2 separate regions of the Homo sapiens genome follow, and region 2 is linked to region 1. Evidence: read pairs that join two places in POLR2A ChIA-PET (ENCODE). Cell type or tissue: IMR-90. All regions are shown on one strand. Links, peaks and the distances in the headings refer to the core of each region. The heading gives the core; the rest is flanking DNA.

Region 1 (2,894 bases), core at 198-2,697:
CAGAGAAGGGGTCCTCAAGTAGGCCAGAGGACTTCAAGGGCAGGGAAGGCTCTGTCCCAGCCCCAGGGCAGGGGCACTTGCCGGCAAATGGGGTGGGAGAGGCCTCAGGGGCTCCTCAGGCCTGAAAGGTGGGGACCTGATTCCAGGCCCCTTCTGGGCCTCCCCCCATTGCAATACCCTAAAAAGGCTGACACAAAAACCTAACGGTCACAAAGATAGAAAACGACTCTATTTACACGGAGGCAGGAAAGCTGGCCACGTCTGCTCCAGGGACACTCCCAGACAGCTCTCACCTGGGAACGCTGTTTACTGTTTACCACCTGACACCCACACTCAGCCAGGCAGGGCAGGGCTGGCTGAGTCAGCGCCGTACCCAGAGGCCCAGCCTGCTGGAGTGGGACAGGAAGGAGACGCTGGCACAGAGCGGGGCCGTCATGCCAGACACAGCACTGACCCCCGCAAGAGCCTTTGCTGGGGCCCCCACCCCAGCTACGCCCACCTCACAGCAGCCAGAGGGAGGTGCCCTGCACAGCTGGCCACAGCGCTGGCCACGCAAGCCCTTCCCAGACCCTCGCTGCAGTGCGGCCAGTGTGGTCCGCCAAGCCCTGGAACACATGACGGAGATCTCCTCCTGGTGCACCCTCCCCAACGCGGACAGCCATGGGAACGCACCACACCCTGCCCCAGGCCCTCTCCAGACTCTAAGCACGTGCCACTGGCTCTGCCTGGGGCACCCTCCCAGCTCAGATCCTGGACTTGCTCCCCCGCCAGGCACTCAGAACCGAGCCCTCGGCTCCAGAGCCCCTGGCGGTGGGTGCCCACAGCACGGTGCAGACACACAGCAAGGGATGGGGTCAGGCTGGAGGCCCTGGGCTCTGGCTCAGGGGGCCACTTACTGGGAAGGGTAAGAGCTGGAGAGCCATGCTTCACACCTGCCCCTGTTGCTACCCAGTCCCAAGAGAGGCACACTTGACCACCAGCAGGCGGGTGCTGGGCAGGGCCTTGCTCACCTGCCTCAGTTCCCGGGGGCCCCACCTACCGGACCCCTGGCACCACGTGGTGGGACTCAGTGGTCAGGCAGGTGTCTGATCAGCTGGAGGGACGGCAAGCAGGGGCTCTGCTAAGCCACCACATCACAGACCCTGAGACCTAGGCCATCCGGCATGTCCCGTGATGCGCACTGAACAGCTAGTCCTGGCTCAGAGCTGCTAGGACCCAGGACCAGCTAGGAGTCGCCATGGGAACTCGGCTGCTGGCGGGGGCCAGGGAGGGCTGAGGGCAGCGGATGGTGAATCAGCCGGGAGGAGGCCAAGGCGTGAAGCTCGGCATTCTCAGGGCGTGTGTCACCAAGGAGCCCGCGGTGCTGGCTCACCCAGGAGCCAGGCCTGCCAAGCAGCAGGAGCAGGGCGAGGACCGAAGGCTGTGGCCCTAAACAAAGGGGCCTTAATTCCACCTGGTGGGGGTGAGTCATGGGGCCTCCTGCCCACCCAGGCGCCATCACCTGACAGCCCCTCCAGCCGGCAGGGCTCACACGGACATAGCCCAGTAAGGGTCCCCCAAGTGTCCTGCCCCTGCCACATCCCGGGTACCCCCAGCTGCCCCTGCTTGGCTATACCCTCAGCAGCGTCCAGGCAGGGGTGTGGCTTGAGATCCCTTTCCGGACTCCTGCCTGGAACAGCCTGGGCAATTGCCTAGCCTCCCACCACCGCCACCCCTGCAGGAAGGAGTCCCTCCCAAGAGCTCTGCAGAGAGGAGGCCCCGATGCCACTCCCACCCTCACAAGCACACATTGGGTCAGCAGGTCCGAGTGCGCAGCAGAGCTGGCAGGGCAGGGACCCGCAGCCGGAGGGGAGGGGAGGGCGGTGGCTGCAAAAACCTCTGCCTGGCCTCTGTGGGGTGCGGGGATGGGGGAGTACCGCCTCCCGCCCCAGCCCCTCCCCATCCCCTGCCTCCTGGGCTCAGCTCCATGTTTCCATTTTAGAAAGTGCTTCTGACTATTAAATATTTATCCGAGCAAGGAAGGCCTTGACTCCCGGCCAGCCGATGACTTCCAAAAAAAGAAAAATAAAGGGAAATCTGGAGGCCCAGGCTGAGTGCAGGTGGGGCCTGGTGGAGACACCCTCAAGCTCGCAGCGTGGCTGGGGATCCCGTCACCCTTAGAGCGGGTGGAGGGGAGCAGAGGAGCATGCCCCGTCCTCCTTGTGTGTCCAGTTAAGCCTCCGCTAAGCTCCCTTAGCTAACCTGGCCTCCACATCCCCCACGGAGCAGCTTCCTTCCCACCAAAACTGCCCTAAGACCTATGGGGCTCCCCGGTGCCCTCAGGACAAAGCCCTCCCTCCAGCAGCTGACGCTGCCACCTCTCCATCCTCACCCCACCCCGTCCCAGATGCACTGGGTTGAACAACTTGCAGGTCCCTGACTTCGCCCTCAGCCTCTGCAGGCTCCTGCTGCTTTGCCTCCGCTTCTTTTTCATGACCAGTCCCGGTCTCCATTGGGCCAGTTGTCCTCCAGGGAGCCCTCTCTGGCCCTTCTGTGCCCCCTAAGGCTGCACTGGCCACAAAAATGGGATTCACATTTGTTGACTGAACAATGGGTGGATCCTTCCTCTGCTGAGCTATGACCTCCCAGGTCCCAGGGTTCCCGGGGTGGCTTTGAGACCCAGAAGGATGGGTGAACAGGCCGCCAGACAGACGGGGAAGCACCCCCACAACTCACACCATCCCTGAGCGCAGGGTCCGTCTCTGCCAGCCGGAAGACCAAGCTGGGAGAGTGTGGCATTTTACTCCTGAAGTGGGTGGCAGGGACCCCCAGATGGCCAGTGCCCCCCACTTGCTGGGGCTTGGGGGCCTTTCCTCCCCAGCACCTATACTTCTCCACACCTGGCCAAGCCAGCC
Region 2 (2,894 bases), core at 163-2,662, 51 kb before region 1:
GCGTGTCCAGGGATGTCTCCATTTCCTCCAGGTTTCCAGTTTCTGAGTGTATAATTTCTCATGTAGTCTCTGGTGATCTTTTGTATTTCTGTGATATCAGTTGTAATGTCTCTTTTTTGTTTCTGGTTTTGGTTATTTGGGTTGTCTCTCTTTTTTTCTTCATTATCAACTTAGAATATTTTCAGCTTCCATTTATGATGGGCTTATCAGGACATAGCTCCACCATGAGGTGAGGTGTGTCTGATGTGCTTACGGTGGGGTTTAAGTGCTCCCACAAGCCTGCTCTGACAGTCTGTACTTATTTGGGGTAAAAAACAAAAAAAAACAAAAAAAAAAAAAACAAAAAACTTAGCTCTGCTGACAAATAATGAGTCATATTTTCCCACAAAGTTAATTTTTGAAATAACAAAGGAAATTAAAGAAAAAATGTTCAGGCTGGGCACGGTGGCTCACACCTGTAATCCCAGCACTTTGGGAGGCCGAGGCAGGCAGATCACGAGGTCAGGAGATTGAGACCATCCTGGCTAACACGGTGAAACCCCGTCTCTACTAAAAATACAAAAAATTAGCTGGGCGTGGTGGCGGGCACCTGTAGTCCCAGCTACTCGGGAGGCTGAGGCAGGAGAATGGCGTGAACCTGGGAGGCAGAGCTTGCAGTGAGCCAAGATCACACCACTGCACTCCAGCCTGGGCGACAGAGCGAGACTCCGTCCAAAAAAAAAAAAAGTAAAATGACAGGAAAAGATATAACATTCAAACAGCAACTCAAAGAGAGGTGGAGTTCCTATACTAATATCAGAAAATATAGATATTAAGACAAAAATTATTGTTAGAGACAAAGAAGGATGTGTTATAATGATAAGAGGGTGATCCATAAGGAAGATATAATAACTAGAAACACATATGCACTAGCTGGGCACGGTGGCTCATGCCTGTAATCTCAGCACTTTGGGAGCCTGAGGCGGGTGGATCACGAGGTCAGGAGATTGAGACCATCCTGGCTAACACGGTGAAACCCCGTCTCTACTAAAAATACAAAAAATTAGCTGGGCATGGTGGCGGGCGCCTGTAGTCCCAGCTACTCTGGAGGCTGAGGCAGGAGAATGGCCTGAACCTGGGAGGCGGAGCTTGCAGTGAGCCGAGATGGCGCCACTACACTCCAGCCTGGGCGACAGAGCAAGACTCCATCTCAAAAAAAAAAAAAGTTTTGCTTCATGGGAAATCCCCAAAGTCCCTCCCCACACCCCATGGGACCAAAGGGCCCTAGACCTCAGGGTGGGGCCTGCAGCGCAGGGAGCAGAGCCGGCAAGGAGCTGCCCTCAGGTCGTTCCTGGCCACACAGCCAGCCTCGGAGCCACTGAGAGGCCTGCCCTGGGTCCCGAATCTAGACGCCCCTTCCAGCCTCAATCTTTCTTCCAGGGTAAGCAGCCTGAGAGGCCAAGAGGACAGTCCACCGAACCCTGAGCCCAAGGCCCAGGATTCCTTGCTTAAACATCCCCAAGCCTGGATCCATCCTCCCGAGGTAGAGCTGCCTGAGCTGTACCCAGTCCTGCTGGCCTGAGGGGCAGCCAGGGGAGGTGACGTGGTGCTTTTCTGGGGCTGCAATGAGCTCAGACCCACGGGCTGGGTGTAGCATGTGGGCTCATTGAGGCCCCTCACAATGTGGGGAAATCGGAGAGGGGACTGGCTGGGGCTGGCCCTCCTGCAAGGACTTCTGAGAGTGCTCCAAGGAGCCCTGGGGTCCTCCACTTGCCCCTGGCCTTCCAGGCCCTCACACACCATTGTTGTCCAGACAGAAGAGACTGGGCGCTGTGGTTCACGCCTGTAATCCCAGCACTTTGGGAGGCCGAGGCGGGTGGATCATCTGAGTTCAGGAGTTCGAGACCAGCCTGGCCAACATGGTGAAACCCCGTCTCTAATAAAAAATACAAAAATTAGCCGGGCGTGGTGGCACGTGCCTTAATCCCAGCTACTTGGGAGACAGAGGCAGGAGAATCGTATGAACTCGGGAGGCAGAAGTTGCAGTGAGCCGAGATAAAGCCGTTGCACTCAAACCTGGGGTACAAGAGCGAGACTTCTCTCAAAGGAAAAAGAAAAAAAAAAAGACAGAAGAGAACCTGTTCTGTCTAACTGCCTTTTGCTTGAGTGCAGGGAAGGCAGCCTCCCTTCATACTCATGCCCCAGCCCTGCAAATGTCACAGCAGGACCCACCTGGCTGCCCCTCCCCATACCCAGAGTAACCCTCACCCAGAGTCCCTGGAGGACCCAACCCTCGGGGGCATGCCTGGGGCCCAGCTGCATTCAGGCATCCAGCAACCCAGCCAGAGGGCTGGGGCTCCCCAACCATGGCCGGGAGGTAAGGGCTGAACCCAAGGCCAAATCAGAGCATCAGGAAGGTGAAGAGAGATCTGGGAGGGGCTAGGGAGAGGATGGATCTCTTCCCCATTCACTTCCTGGCCCACCCAGACTGGCCCCAGGGGTGCAGCTGACAGGCCCCACCCTTGGGAACTGCACCCTCCTGACTGGTGTCCTGCAGGCACCCTGAGGCCATCACCCTGGACCCCTGCCCTACATAGGCCTTACAAGGAGGAGCCAGGGTGGACACCCAGACCTCATTGAAAGTAGGAGTGTTCTCAAGGTCCCAGACCTTACTCAGGGACCCCAGTCGGGGGGTGGGGCAGTGGGAGGCAGAGCCCCTTGCTAGGAGCTTCTAGCCAGGCCCACCTTTTCAGATATGCCAGTGAGCAGCCCCAGCTTCGTTCTCCAAGATAAAGACCCTAGTTACCTCCATTGCTCAGCCTCCCTTGCAGCTAAGTGTAGCCATGTGACTAAGTTCTAGATCAAGTTCCAGATCACAGATAAGTGGAAGTGCCCTGTGGGACTTCCAGGAAGTC

What was found. ChIA-PET counts read pairs that join two places held together with the same protein. Peaks named below come from ENCODE experiments on the same cell type or tissue, not always from the same donor. Only the 100,000 strongest peaks of a DNase experiment are listed, where the experiment ranks them.
Region 2: POLR2A ChIA-PET joins it to region 1 with 11 read pairs; 14 of 35 experiments call an interaction of 5 or more read pairs at or near these places.

What each region holds. Positions count from the first base shown.
Region 1 is chr14:104,972,044-104,974,937 of GRCh38, forward strand. The region is part of intron 1 of AHNAK2 (AHNAK nucleoprotein 2); the gene reads right to left. Among named protein-coding and RNA genes, the nearest start is that of AHNAK2, 4.9 kb to the right of the region's middle. In IMR-90, for the core only: no CTCF peak of the experiment used is centred there; a DNase peak (open chromatin) is centred at 1,318; H3K27ac peaks cover 1,334 bases.
Region 2 is chr14:104,921,508-104,924,401 of GRCh38, forward strand. No RefSeq gene overlaps it. Among named protein-coding and RNA genes, the nearest start is that of PLD4, 1.9 kb to the right of the region's middle. RefSeq lists an enhancer at 1,101-1,150. In IMR-90, for the core only: no CTCF peak of the experiment used is centred there; no DNase peak of the experiment used is centred there.